Linked DNA regions of Homo sapiens: region 2 is linked to region 1. Evidence: chromatin loops called from intact Hi-C (ENCODE). Cell type or tissue: endothelial cell of umbilical vein. All regions are shown on one strand.

The links. A loop is a pair of places that touch in the nucleus more often than their neighbours do. Peaks named below come from ENCODE experiments on the same cell type or tissue, not always from the same donor. Only the 100,000 strongest peaks of a DNase experiment are listed, where the experiment ranks them.
Region 2: a loop joins it to region 1, with 21 times the contacts of the local background. A loop is called at or near these places in 3 of 110 quality-filtered maps.

The regions. Positions count from the first base shown.
Region 1 is chr2:211,081,657-211,089,656 of GRCh38, forward strand. The region is part of intron 3 of LOC107985978 (a long non-coding RNA gene); the gene reads left to right. Among named protein-coding and RNA genes, the nearest start is that of CPS1-IT1, 470 kb to the left of the region's middle. In endothelial cell of umbilical vein, a CTCF peak has its summit at 3,595 (motif pointing right); no DNase peak of the experiment used is centred here.
Region 2 is chr2:212,543,819-212,551,818 of GRCh38, forward strand. No RefSeq gene overlaps it. Among named protein-coding and RNA genes, the nearest start is that of ERBB4, 9.0 kb to the left of the region's middle. In endothelial cell of umbilical vein, a CTCF peak has its summit at 4,817 (motif pointing left); a DNase peak (open chromatin) is centred at 4,803.

The sequences.
Region 1 (8,000 bases):
TATTGCAATAAAAGACTGGTTTATTCTCTGGAAAGAGTAAAATGTCTGTTCCTGTGTCTGCAAAACACCTGATGGAGTTGAGATCAAAGGTATGAAAGGGAAACTAGGCATTAGGAAGTGTATGTATACTGGGTGCTAATAGTCCCCAGTCCTCCTTTCCCCTTAACCCACAGAACACAGGTACCAGTCTACCCTCTGGGCAAAAGAACTGGAGATACCTTTTTGGGAAATCAACCAGGTTTTGACCTCAAATTTCCTCAGCTAAAAGGCTCACCCAAGGCATCCTACAGCAAAGTATACATTTGAAAGATCCAGTTATGAGCTTCGAATCAATTGTTGGTGTCCAGGTGTTAAATATAAGCAGAAAACCCATGACTACTGGGTACTTGAGGAAATCCTCTAACATTAAAAATAGAGGAAAAGGAAAAGAAAAGAAAATGGGAAGTATGCAGGGAAAGACAACATTTTTCAAAAGCTTGTCTCGAATGTACTCGGGAGAGGAAACATAAATTAACCTATCAATCCAGGAAGTCTAATATCAAGGCATAAGAATTTTAGAGAAAATGGGAGCCAGGCACGTGGCTCGCGCCTGTAACCCTAGCATTTTGGGAGGCCGAGGCGGGTGGATCACTTGAGGTCAGGAGTTTGAAACCAGCCTGGCCAACATGGTGAAACCTTGTCTCTACTAAAAATACAAAAATTAGCCGGGTGTGGTGGCATGCACCTGTAATCCCAGCTACTCAGGAGACTGAGGCATGAGAATCGCCTGAACCCGGGAGTCGGAGGTTGCAGTGAGCCAAGATTGTGCCACTGTACTCTAGCCTGGGTGACAGAGTGAGACTCCGTCTCAAACAAACAAAAGAGAAAAGGGAGATGAGGAGGGAAATCAATGAACTCATTCCAGAAAAGTTTTTCAGAAGAGAAGGAAGTTTTCAGATTGAAAGAGCTCAGTGAATATCCACCAAATAGATTAAAATAGACATGCAACAAACCTATTGTCATATAAATCCAGAGAATTCAAGACAAGCTCCCTAGAAGTTTATAGAAAGAAAAAAATAATAGTTACTTACAAAAGAGTAAGAATCATAATATCTTTGAACCCCTCAACAAGAACAGTGGAAACTAGAAAGTGGTGGAGGAAGGCTCTCAATATTCTGAGGGGAAGTAATTTCCTAACTTGAATTATCTATGTAACCAAACTATTAAGAATGAAAGGACAACAAAGATATTTCATCAGGCAAGGTCTCAAAATTTTACCTCCTTATACCCTTTCTCAGAACATGTTCCACCATATAAAAGAGTGATCCAGAAGAGAAGTGAGCACGAATTAGGGAAAGTACAAGATCCAAACCCACAAAGATGATATAACCAACAAAGATCATAAAGATGCCAGCTCTATACCAAGCACAGAGGCAACAAGTTCAGACTGAAGCAGATCAGAAGCTTCCAGGAGAGAATTCTTCAGGAAGATTCACTGGTAGAATACCTGCAGTCTTTGGATGTTTTGAGAGAATATATAGGCAATGAGGTAAAAGCATTGAGGTTGAATATGTTTTTAAAAAGAATGGAAAACTAAGCTAATAAAAAAATAAGGCAATCAGTAATCTCTCTCTGAAGAGATATAGAAAGGAAGTTCAGGCTGTAGATAAAGTGAGGAAAGGAAAGAAAACAGATTTCTCACTTCCATAGTGGGATATGCACTCCACCTTATTTAAAGGCATTAATGTAACAAGTAAAATAATCATCGGCAAAAGATCAAAGTAGTTGTTTCTGAGGGCTGGGAAATAGGGGAAAGAAAGTTTGGACTGTTATTTTTTGTTTAAAAGAAAACCTTTTTGAAATTTTTGACCTTCTAAATTATACAGATCTATAATTTCTTGTAACATGTAGGGTAAAATTAAAGGAAAGGATCAAAGATGCAAAGGGACAACAATATCACCAGAGTGCAACTAACAGGGTGCCAAATATAGTATTGGATACTGAGCTAAAATACTAGTAATATCTATAACTATGTAAGCATTGAATAATATATATAAAGAGACACACACACATATATATTCCAAAGCCAACTGAAAAGACCAGAAAGATTAATGAATTTTTATGTACATAAAGCTTCTTTTAAATGCCCCAAATCCTACATAACAGATATGTGTGTGTGTGTTTGTGTGTATGCGTATGTGTGTGTGCACGCACATGTGTGTGTCTTCTTTTAAAAGTTCCAAAGTACTGCTTTTACTCTGAATAATAAGGGTTGGATTACCCAATGTATGTCTTTATGGATGAGACCAAAATTTGTAATATATCTTATTTGGTGTGTATCAATGCATTCATTGTCAGATCCCTAGAGTTTTAAAGTGTCATTCACCTATCCAGTAGTTGCAAATACAAATAGAGACTTTTTGTATTTGTTTTATGCTAAGACAATGAAGAAAATATACTGGGTCTGAAATGTTTGCCTAGGGTCGAAACTAATTTTAGATATTTAATATTTTATATAATTTGTAATCACTGGGTACTTCTTGACTTCTTAATTTGCTTAACCAATTAATTAATAATAATTAGAAAATGAGTAAAAAAAGTAAGAAAAGATTTATGTAAAATACCAGTTTAATGAGTAAAATATCTTATGAATATTAATTCATTTTTAAGATAAAATGGTTTACTAACCAGAATATTCCAACAATTGTAAGTGTTGAGGATTTGGTTTCTTATTAGTTTTCATAAATGCTAGAAAAAAGTTTGAATGATATAAAGGATGTCTTCAGTTATTCTTTCTGCTAGTCACTCTTATCACAAACCTAAAGGAGTCGTATAGAAGTAAAGAGGCTGATTCAACATAAATAAGCTTATTCCTTTGAAAAGAAGCTTTGTCAGTTGCAAGGACACCATTGTCTCCAAAGACAAAGGCATGAACTCTTAGTACCCTGGACATACAAGGAATATTACATTTCAAAAAAATCCTGCAGAAATGACCCTGGAAAATTGTCTTAATGTGGAAACAGACCAACACAATTAACTTGTTTAAGTAACGGCAGCTGTGTCCTAAAGTGGTTATAGATGAGAATAAACACACAGAAACAGAGTCCCAATTAATCTCTAAGGGCATAGCAGATATATCTCATAAGAGAACTGTCTAATTTTCTACAAAATTTATTATTTCTAGAAAAAGATAAATTTTACACTAAATTTATCCATTACTTTTAATTTTAAAAATACAGCCATCCCTATCTTCCCTGTCATAATTATTCTCCTTTTTAACACCACATAATGAGGAAAAAGCAAATCAGTTGTGTCATTATACCTTACTGCTAAACAGAAGCAACACAGCCATTAATGACTTTAACATATATTCATGTTTTCCTGGCCACTGGGAACTTCATTGATCTGTTTCTCCTTGAGGAGGCAAAACATGTCTGTTAATAACATGATTCTGAATTTCCTTCTCTGGCTGTTTATATTCAGAACAAAATTTTCAAGTACAGCGTTAGAGGTGAGGCACCTGAGAGAAAAGGTGTCTTTAAAAGGGTGAATGGCTCCAGGATGATTTGTTCTCACCTTTTCCACCCCAAGCCATATGCCTGCCTTCATTACAAATCAATCCACCAGGTGGCGATATAAATATGTAACACTTCAAAAACAGTGACAGAATTTTTAAATATGAAACAAAGGGTTCATAATTTCTATAAAAAACACAGCACTAAGAAATTCACTAAGTATTGTGATGCTGAATTTGGACGATGATTTTAATCTGAGATCTGAGAGTTTAGGTAATTATCAGATACTTAGTTTAGTAATTTAAACTCCTAGCACCCCCTAAAAAAAGATGGATTGTTAATCTTGCTTGAACCACTTAGCTAATTGTTTCAGCTCTCGATTTTTTCTTGTCAGTTCAGGATAGTCTTGGTCAAGTTACTTAACCTCTTCATATCTCGTATAGTCTTGTAATGTGAAGAAGCACTAATAAGTTTGATTATAAAACACTGCAAATTTTAGTGCTGAAGACTACATTGCTTTGAAGTCACCAGAAGTGTGACAAGTGTTCAGACAAGTACATAATTAAACTGTCCAAACTGCGTTAGCTATTGATGGCATTTAACTAGGGCTGACTTTTCCTATCAAACTATGAGTCTGAATTATAGTGGCTTCTGTAACTCCCAAAGAATTTACCAGAGTAGAACTGGGAGAGGGCGTTTAAGTCTGAAAGCTCATGTGTGTCTTTAATGACAGTAATTAAAACCATCAGATTGAAATCTCATCAATTTCTTCTTTTGTTAGAAGAAATTATAACTCTGTCAATTAGTGTTTAAGGAAAATGTTGAATGGCATTACACACAATGACAAATCAATAGCACTATAGTTAAAAATGGAATCCTTTTTGGAACTTGAATGTCCTATTCCTTACCACTCCTCAATGATAACTGAAGTCACATTAACATCTGTGCCTGAATTTCACCGATGCCAAGCTCTCACCTGCTCCTGTAAGAATTTTATTACTACATAAGTGCTTCAGAGAATCCTCAAGATGTGATTTAACTGCATTCCAAACTAAGCCTGGTTATTGTTCACAATCCCTGGTAGCGGAGCCTGATCCTTGAAGCTGCTAGTAGCCCCTAGAGCACAAAGGGGCCACTTAAGCAGAACTGCTTTGCTTCCTCTCATCTGAGATACCAGTGACCCTTTCGTACTAGAAAAGTAGAAATCACCTCAATTATTTACCACAAAGGGAATTTAATGTAGGGAGGTAGTAACTTAAGTGATGTAAGTACTGAGAATTCCAACAGGGGATCCTGAAAAACCCTTAAGATTAGCAATAGCAGCAAGTCATTGTGCCCCTAAACTGGAAGGACAAGGAGGAAATGATATAATCAGAATTTGGAATCATGGTTATAAGGTGGAGGTTGAAATCGCAGAAGGTGAATCTATCAGGGAATGGATTCATGGAAGAGGTACAATCTCTGCACAAGAAGCTGCCAAAAGCAGAGAAAAGGTCAAGAAATACTTAGATTTCTTTCTCTTCTTCCATTTTTTCCCCACATACTTTTTATTGTCTTTATTCAACTGGAAGCCAGCTGACATAGGAACTGACAAGGGGGAACGCATGATGCTGCAATACAGGGTATAGCTGATGGAGAGTGACAGATGATCGGAGGGCAAATAGATGCTGTATCTGGATAAGATTGGCTGCTGTTGTTGGGACTGATGCTCGCCAAGCCTAGACTCTTAAGCTGCAGACTCAGACAGCCCTGCTGGCTGGCAGCTGCTTCTGTGTCACCCACTCTGCTTCCAGGGGTTTGAGTTGTGTGCCCTACTTTTAGAACAGAAGTTGGTAAAATTTTCTGGAAAGAGCTTCAGAGTAAATATTTTAGATTATGGGCCATACCATCTCTATCACTACTCAGCTCTGCTGTTGTAGCACCAGAGCATCCATAGGCAGTCAGTAAACAAATGAGCGAGGCTGTGTTCCAATAAAACTTGGGGATTTTTGTTTTTTGTTTTATTTGTTTGTTACAAAAACAGGTGGAAGGCTGGGTATGGCCTAAGGGCCATAGTCTGCTAACTTCTCTAAAACAACTATTACTATTTTTTCAGGACTCAGGACATTTCAATGCAAATTCAAGGGAGTAATATTCCTTTCCTTTATGATGCATGGTTAAGAGAGTTTCATAGGAGAATTCCTTGACCTCAGAGTATTAGAACCATAACAAGAGTCTTATTTCTCAACCTTACAACATAACCAATGCTACATTTATTTATCTTTTAAGTCACATTATAGTAGACTTGGGGTCAACATGTCAACAGCTGGTCAGGGATGGCAGCACTAGTCATTTTGGAGGCTAGCATTTACTCCTAGAGTCACAGAAAAATGTGGAAGTATAGAGCGTTGAGAAAAATGCTTTCAGTCTTTATGCTGTCACTGTCACCAATGATATTCTCATTATTCAAGCAACACACTACCTTGAAGTCTGGCAACTCCACACAAGCGGAAGGATAACAGGGTGGGGAGAGTTTTATATTCAACTCCCACACTCCACAATTCACACTGGTCTCCAGTCAGTAGACCATGTTGCTGAGTGGGATTCCTGTGCTGTGATCCTTTGTCCCTGAAGCAAGCTCTTTCTTGAAGATCTCCCTGAATAGTCCAGGAGGGTTGTATGTACAGGAGATGTATGTACAGGGTTGTATGTACAGCTGTACTTAAACAGCTTTATTTGCCATAGCTCAATCCTAGTGGAAACCCAGGTTCCTCTTCGTTAGGGACAGTCATTACTTTGTTTTTGTTTGGTTTCAGTCCTTAATTCAATCAGAGACAATAAAAAGACTTTGGAAGACAGAACACCTTCCAATTCCTTAGCTTGGGCCTATCAGAGTCATGATTTTAGCTGAATTAGGACATCTGTTATGCTTTATTTGGCTTTATAGTCATCTGATAACTTCCTAAAGGTACTCAGAAGCAAGTGGGTATCCTATGTTTGATTTTCAAGACAGGTTTGTAAACCCTCCTGTACATACTTGTGGTTCAAGGCTGATGAAAAATCATTCTGATTCTAAAGAACTTGTTTTAAAGGTAGAGAAGTTAGTTTTAGGATGAACTAATTGGTGGTTGGTGTAGGATTTGGGGAGTGGAATTTAGTTGAATTCGGCTGTTTGCATCTGCTTGTTAATGCACTTCACTGCTTTTTTCTGCAATTAGAGAAATTTAAGCTTAGATGGCCTAGAAAGAACTCTGTAATTAATCAGATTCAATGTGGATGTTGGAAAAGCAGTAAAAAGTCTGGGAAAAAAGGAGGCAAGTAAAGTGGACCTAGAGATTCATGAAATAAGCTGATTACATTTGTTACAGATTTGTTATACCTATATTATAGGTTTGTTGATTTATTACAGATTTGTTATATATTCTGTCAAAAACAAATAAGCCAAAACATGCCAAATAGATATTTTGTCCTTTTGGTCATTCTCTAGGGAACAGTATGTCCTAGCCTGTTTTGCAGGGATTTAGGTTACAGCTATGTATGGCAACATACATACAGTCACATTAGAGCACATACACTAGTCTTGCCCAAGCTTGGCCAGTGTGATTCAGTTCTCCTATTCAGATTTGCATATCCCCTTAATTTCTGGGGAAGACACTTTAAGGCGTGGACATGATCAGTAGTTCTTTGTCCAGTGACTTTCTCCCATACTGCACAGGATTGGGTTTCTATTTAAATATGTCAGGTCAAAAACTGAATGTGTAGCAATCAGTGTGTTCGATATGACAGAATTCTTGAGAGCAAATCTGGTTTCAGAGGTTTGTATTTCTGTACAATTGATAAATACAGTAAACAAGGAACTAAAGGCATGGAGTCAGGGGAAGGAGTCTATGAGATTACAAAACAGGATAGAAGCCAGAAAAGAAGGATTTGTAAGAGCTCCATTCATGTGTTATATTGTATAAAATGAAATAGGAAAACTGTGAATAAGGCAGTAAATGCATGTCAGGATTTGGAATAATTTTATTACCCACTAGAGTTACACTCTTGTGTATCTCGATATTACCAGTTCTTTTCAGAGTAATATGCACTTTAAATTTTTCTCCAATGATACGAAGGCAATATTCTGAACAATAGTTGCTACTATTTCAGGACTTATAGTTTTTACTTTTATTTTTGTTTTAGTGAAGTCAGCAGTTTCCAAAGAGTAACCTAAAGCTATGTTTAGATTCATCTTCGGTAGTCAACTTTTTAAAACAGAGCACAAAGCATGGGTTGAAAGAGGGAAAAATAAGGCCACTTTTGAATAGAAAGTAGAATAATATCATAGATATTAAAAAGGAATGTTCATTGTGTTTTCTTAGTTTTCATGAAATTACAAATACATACTTTTTGTAGCTAGGACTGGCTTTCAAAATATAGAGTGTATGAGCCTTATGTACAGTCATACCATAAGATCTTTGACTCCAAGTTTGGAAGGGACAGTTTTTTCAGAGTCCTTCCTTTATCACCCAATTAAGAATCAGCTTA
Region 2 (8,000 bases), 1.5 Mb after region 1:
AGATAAGCTCACTTCTGTATTACTGAGAATTGATCAACAATTGGGCTCTTTACCACTCTTTCAGCCAAGGAGAAACTGGTAAATACCAACCAGGCTCGGCATTATGATAATCAAGCAGATGACAGACACAGTGGTGGTAGATTTTGCTTGTTATTAATAGTTTGTTGACCTAGCATTTGAAATAACACCTTTCCTCTTAACCCTCTGAGTTCTGGAATTCTCTGATATTTTGGTGACATTCAATGTTTCAAGGCCAAAAACAACCACTGAAAAAATTCAAATATGTTTTAAATGCACAAATACAGGTTAACTTAAAAAATCCTTTTGTTGCCTTAATTTAATATTCAAGGAGGATGTTCCCAAGAGTAAGCGTTGTTTTCCTTCTATGTGCATGATTAAGCTTTAATTTTTTAAGTGCTAAGGAGGAGTGACTGAACATAAATCAATCAAATCTGTTTTGCTTTTATGTCCGTTTACCAATGCCTGTCCAAGTTCTTATGGACATTTTTGATTTGTGGTTGAAACTATAAAACAATTTAAGACCTGTGGAAAGAGTAATGTTTTCCAAAAAGATTATGCAGAAAGATTTTTCTAGTAAAATATTTTTCTATTATGTATCTGTTTTATATATTTTCTTAAAACCAAGATATTGTGATCCATGTAGCTTTTTGTACTGCTGTGTAAGCTTAAAGAGAAAGAAAACCTCCAATAGCAGTTGCCAATTAAAAACTAGAAAGAAAAGAGACATTTCTCCTTTTTGCTTTTCTGTATATTTAAAACTAAGTTACACAGGAAGTTACTTACTGAGGCTATGAGAGTTGAGGTTACTTTTTAAGGTCTGGCCTGAAATCCATAACAAGATAAAGTTTACTAGTTTCTTTCTCAGGTAACATCTTATGTTCCACTTCTTTCCTTTTATATTCTTAACTCTGCAAAGGGTCTAATCATGTTATAATTAATACATCAATTGATCAAAAGAGTCTAAAATTAAATTTACTATGCACCTTAAAATGGATGTTATTTTGACTAGGGTCAGAAAGAGCTCTTAGAATTTTTCTTGAACTCCTGCCAAATTGTCAACCAAGGTAATCCTTTAGAAACCATGTATTTTCTTCTCAGGTTCACATAGGAATGGATGAATCTTCGAAGTTTCAGAAAAAGGATTCTAAGAGTTCAGAAAGTATCCTAAACTTGTCAAGTCCTTTTCTTTTCACATTTTAATTGTCTCTTTCCTCCTTGCCTGATCAATTACCTCTTAGTATAATCCAGTTCTCTTTTCTTTGCTGCAGTTCTCCAATTTTGTTGGCATCTACCCTTATCAAGCCTCTCCTTGTCCCTGAAAAATCTGTCATGAGGCCCAAGACATCTGGAAGATTCTCTTCTTGGTCCTGGCCCCAAGTAAATCACAATTTTCTGCATTCCAGGGTTATACACTTCAGCGAATATTTCATGTTCTAAAACATTTAATACTGCAATTCACCAGGGGAGAGGGCCCAGAAGAAAAGCTTCCAGAATTATTAAAGCTCACAAAGCAATATAAGATAATTTTTTAAAGTCAGAAGTTAAACTGATTATGTTTGATAAGAGAGAAAACACTAATAATAAATGATGTGTGGAGGTATTTATGTATTTTCTTCAGAAGGATAATTATTAATTTATGTTGATAGGCTGATACATGTTTTCCCTTTTGACTTGTCACAAAGGTCCATAGGACTAGAAAAACAAACACTGGTTGGCATATCTTTTCTCTGATGTTGTATTAGTCTGTTTTCACACTGCTATAAATAACTGCCCAAGACTGGGTAATTTATAAAGGAAAGAGGTTTAATTGACTCACAGTTCTACAGGGCTGGGAAGACCTCAGGAAACTTACAATCATGGTGGAAGGGGAAACAAACACGTCCTGCTTCACATGGCAGCAGCAGAGAGAAGTGCAGAGTGAAGGCAGGGAAAAGCCCCTTATAAAACCATCAGATCTCGTGAGAACTCTCTCACTATCACAAGAACAGCATAGAGGTAACTGTCCCCATGATTCAATTACCTCCCACCAGGTCCTCCCATGACAGATGGGGATTGTGGGAACTACAATTCAAGATGAGATTTGGGTGGAGACACAGCTAAACCATATCAGATGTCATAGATTATCATTTAGGAAATCCATCCATGAATATAGTTTGATTCACATTCAGCTTTGAATATTTAAATTGCTAATACAACAAATATTTTAGTAATGTGCTACTCTATCAAAGCAATATGGCAATGAAAGATACAAATATCCCAAAACCTGAAAATACTTTTATTAGGAGAGGGAAAGGCCAGGCTGGGCAATATTTTGAATATGAGGTAAGAATATCTACATTTACAAAAATAATTTTAGTAAGGAAAAAAGTCTAAAGCTATATAAAATTAAATACTTTTTTGCTCAATTAACGAGCTATAATTGGGACCATTTATTAAACAATTTTTAAGTAATACTTTCTCAAATACCAAGTCTATTTAAAATCATTGTACCAATAGTAGGTAAGGCCATTTTATGTACTGGTCATTTCTGGTGTTCTGTGATGAGCCTAACTTACTTTTAAGATAAACCCAATTTATAAACAATTGATATTGCTTTGTGTAATTGTGGCGTGAAGAAACTTTCCACTAGATCTTTTTTTGTTATATCTATCTACACTGTATAAAGTATTGCCATTAACAAACTTGTGACTTTTATGTATATTTTTAAGAAAATTATATTATCAGGTTTTATTACAATGTAAGTTATTAATAGTTATCATAGTAATACATGCATACTGACTTCACATTCTTTCTATGTAGTCATTTTGGGTAAACACTGATAGAGAAAGAAAAATGTTCCTTGTCTAATCAAATACTGGAAGAAAAGAAAACAATTGCAATAATGTATTGTTTATTAGAATGGGAGAGTAGGAGAGGTCTGCTTTATGGAGTTTAATGTGACTTTGCTAAATGAATACTTTTAGGCAAATGGAATTGCTAATTGTCTGACTGCGTTTACTTATCATTCCATTTAGTAACTTCCCAGTGCATTGGAGAAGATGTTATGTATGATACTGAAAATATGATAATTGTAGATATTTTCTGTCTCTCCAGTATTCTTTTCAGGATAATGTCATGTTTTTTGCATCATGACTCTCACAGAATATTACTTAAAGAGAGTGAATCAATGTCAGTATTTACCACTAAAAAGTAAATAAATAAAATAAATAAAATAAAATTATTTGTGTTTTAACATGACTGCATTTAAGAATAACCTTATCTCTTTGTATTTGCTGTGAGATGTTAGTAACATATATGTATTTATATGTAATAGATACAATTTTACCCAATATTTTGCCATAAAATGGAAAAATTACTTTCTCCTTTCTTCTAATTAATTGGCATTCATTCCAAAGCCTTCTGCCAGTTTGGTATGGCACTGACATTTTAAAAATCCCAAAGTAAATATTTCTCGAGGTAATATGACCTCTCCTCATTACTCTTTCACATATTTACCTCCTGAAGTATTTATGTTTTTGAAACAAAATAATTATGTTACATTATATTTTTAAATGAGGAAGAAAGTAAGCACGAGTATTTTTAAATAGGTATTTAAAATGAGTACCTTTTAAAAAATGTATTGAGTACAGAATTTCATTACACTATGTGAAAGCCAGAAAATATCAATGATACCAAAGTGTTAAGTACAAAGCCAATCAAGAGACAGACCATAAAGGTATTATATTTTAAAATAACAAGAAAAAATAGATGTTTCAGGTCATTAAAACCTTTCATACATGTATGCAAAGGTATTATAAATTCAAATTTATGACTAGAAAAGGGTCTTCCTGATAAAACTCACCTACCTGTTTTCTAAAGATGGTTGAAATGAATAGTGGAAATTTACTGCTAATGTAAAATTGGCACTTTTATTTTTTTAACCACATATTAAAATCAACATAGCTAGCAAGATAAAAATAATTTCAAATATTTAAATAGGAACTGTGGCTCTATCTGCCTTTCAGTAAACAATGACTAATTGTCCTAGCTAAATCTATACCTTCCTATGAAGGCACAGATACTGCAAAGATACTGAGGTTGGTACTCATTCCAGTGGCCTTCACTGTACATTAATAAAAAATGTTTGCTATGCAAATCTTGTCATACAAAGCAATTATGGTTGTTCCTAAACTGACCTCATGTTTATTTATTACTTCAGCATTTTACTCCCAAATCTTGTATGAACTTTTCAAATACAAACAATTTTTATGTTACTTTTTAAAGGTACACAATACAGCTATTTTTAATTTATTTGTGCCTAGTATAAATGAAGAAGCTGTGTAACTCTGTCAATCTGCAATGCAGTGCTTAGTGAGTCTGAATAATGTTCCAGTGACTGTTCATGCAAACTATTTTCACCCCAGGGTCTTTGTTAGGATGAAGAGGCCCTTCTAATAGCTTGAGGCCATGACACCCTGTTTGGTCTTACTCTGCAACATTAGCTGATAACTAATGGAGACTGTCAGCTACAGTACACTAAGCAGGAAAAAAAAGTATTTTTGTAGCAGGATAGTGAAAGTAAAATATACCAAAAAATTCATTGCTAACCATTTACATATTTTCTCAACTTTACCTGCCCTCACCAAGTGCAACTCATCTAGAAAAAAGTGCATTCATCAAGAGAAATGGTTCAGGAGCATAAATCCACAGTCATTAATAGCAGTAATGTTCTTTAACTGTCTAATATTATATTGCCACAGGAATTCCCACTTTCTGATTTCTGGTTGAGCAACAGTGGCATCCAGTGGCCAGATAATTGTTTTCATGATTAGAGTGTCCTCAGAAGTTCGGACTAACACTACATGCTTCAGATATATTTAGCCTAAGCAAAGGAATTTAACTAGGAAAAGCAAATCAAAAGCCTCTGTTTCCAAAGCAACCCTGGATCAAATCTAGGTCATGAGATTTGGTTCTGATGACTACTGGCAATCTCTCCAACACCCCTTAATAACTTCAATTTACGGTACCTATTAACCGTCTACTGTGTATATTCATGTGGAATATCAATATACACAGTAAATGGTTAACAGATAGCCTAAATTCATATATTTATATTCATAAATATATGAATATACATATTCACATATTTATATTCATAAATATGTGAATATACATATTCACATATTTATATTCATAAATATGTGAATATACATATTCACATATTTATATTCATAAATATGTGAATATACATATTCACATATTTATGTTCATAAATATGTGAATATACATATTCACATATTTATGTTCATAAATATGTGAATATACATATTCATATATTTATGTTCATAAATATGTGAATATACATATTCATATATATACATTTTTCCCCTGAAGATTAGACTCAAGTTTTCTTACAAGAGCTCTAATATAGGCACATTAAGTACTGATTCTACACTACTAATCCTGTCCTACAGAGCAGAGTGAGAAAGTGCAATGATAAAATGGTTCCTAGCATCATAGAGTTTACAACTGAAGTAATCTGATTAATTTGTCCATGTCCTGTAAAGAAAACTTGTCACCAATAGTGGCTACTTTTAACCTAACACAGAATAGCAGTATAAAAACCTTATCAGATGTATGCCATCTTCTTTATTCTTCATTTCAACTTCAGTTTTAGGAAGTAATGCAAGCTTAAGACATAATGTAAAAGGCTACAAAGCAGAAAATTCAAAATAGAAATTCACTCCATGGCACTATGTTTTTAAAAACACTGCACAAATCATTCAGGATGGGGGTGCTGCTTCTGTGCCTTTCATGTACAATGGAACCCTATGCCAGGCAACAAAGAACTAAGTGATCAGCTAAATAAACAGGCACTTCCCTTGTAGTCTCTCTTGAAGGGAAAGTGGTTGTTATTAAGTATGCACTGTGTTGAATAGGGCAATTCAATTGGAGAGAGCTTTATGGTAAAGAATTAAAAAAAACAACACAAGTTTCTCAACTATTTAGAAATAGAACACATTTTCAAGAGTGTCTTGATAACAGGTTGTATGTGGGCTGTCAGCTTGCTTTGTCCTATTAAAGCAATCATGATTCAGCATTCTTGGAAGAAAAACTGGGATGTAAAAATCCTCAGTAAATATTTTCAAAACATGAGAAACACATTTGTTACACAGGAACAAATTCTGCTGTCTTTTTGTGAAAGAGCAAGGGGAAAGAGACTATGGTTAAAATTATGAGTCTGGATGTTCCTTTTTTGTTTCATCCAAACAGCACAGCAAAAGGCCTTGATGTATAATTTGTTTCCCTGCACTCTCTGGTTACTAGAGAGGATCTACAATGGATACAGTGTTGATATTGGATTTATTTTCAGGATTTAAGAGATGATGTCAGAACAAGTAGCATAGCCACATGGGCCAACAAGTGGGTTGTGAAGTCAGCTTGTCCTCATAGCACCTATTGTCACTTTGTTTACAATACAATGGGTTGCCTATTTCAGGAACAAGAGTATGTGTTTGTGTGTATGTATATTTATTTGTTATTTCATTGGTATAAGACGTATTTTCCACATAGTAAGAATTACTTAGTGAAGGATGAATGAATACACATGGTGTACACACTCATATATTTACAGTCTATGCACTCATATATTTATATGGTGTACACACATATATATTTACATATATGAGTATGTATACCATTTGTGTACGCCATATAAATATATGTGTGTGTAGACCATAAATATATTTATAGGGTGTACACAAATGGTATACACACTCATATATATAAATATATATGTGTGTGTACACCATATAAATATGAGTGTACACCTTGTGCAGAGGAAACAATATTATTTAGTACTCTTTTATACTGCCACATTATCATTCATTTAAAGAATAATTGATAGGGCCGGGTGCGGTGGCTCGCACCTGTAGTCTCAGCACTTTGGGAGGCCGAGGTGGGCGGATCACCTGAGGTCAGGAGTTCAAGACCAGCTTGGACAACATGGCGAAATCCTGTCTCTATTAAAAATACAAAAAAACTAGTAGGGCGTGGTGATGTGCGCCTGTAGTCCCAGCTACTCGGGAGGCTGAGGGATGACAAGCGCTGGAACCCAGGGGGTGGAGGTTGCAGTGAGCGGAGATTGTGCCACTGCACTCCAGCCTGGGCAACAGAGAGAGACTCCGTCTCAATTAAAAAAAAAAAAAAAAAGATAAACAATAGTGAGATGGGCCTTATGTTAAAGGATGTCTCAAAAGTTTAGTGTTATAAACTGATAGTCTCTGATAGTATCTTTTTGAGGGGTTATTTCTGAGAATAATTATAAAATTTTTATTATTAACAGGAGACATAACGGGGATTCTTTTTATTTGTGGTAGTATGGCATTTGCCACTGTGGACGTTGTCTTCAGCCCAGCGATATTACATTATATTCCAAAAATGTTTCATCCTAATGAAAGAGGTCTTGGATTTAAGACAATGTCTTGATGCAAGTAGAAACCAGACTGTCAAGGAATTTGCTTATTTCTTAACTTGATATCCAATATTAAACATTAGGCAGGTATATTACTGTGTGTATGTCACACACACAAATACATGGATGAATAGATAGGTAGATTGAGTGATATATGGATGATATATTAGTATTTTCAGGCTGCAATAACAAAACACCTTAAACTGGGTAGCTTATAAACAACAGAAACTAATTTCTCATAGTTGTGGAGACTGGGAAGTTCAAGATTAAGGCACTGGCAGATTCAGCCAGATTCTGGTGAAGGTCCACTTTCTGGCTTATAAATGGCACCTTCCTGTTATAACCTCCCATGATAGAAGGGGCAAGGCAGCTCTCTGGGGCTTTCAAAAGAACACTAATTCCATTCATGAAGGCCACATGACCTAATCATCTCCCAAAGGCCCCATCTCCTAATACCATAATGTCGATGATTAGGTTTCGGCATATGAATTTGGGGGAGACACAAACATTCAGACCAAGATAGATA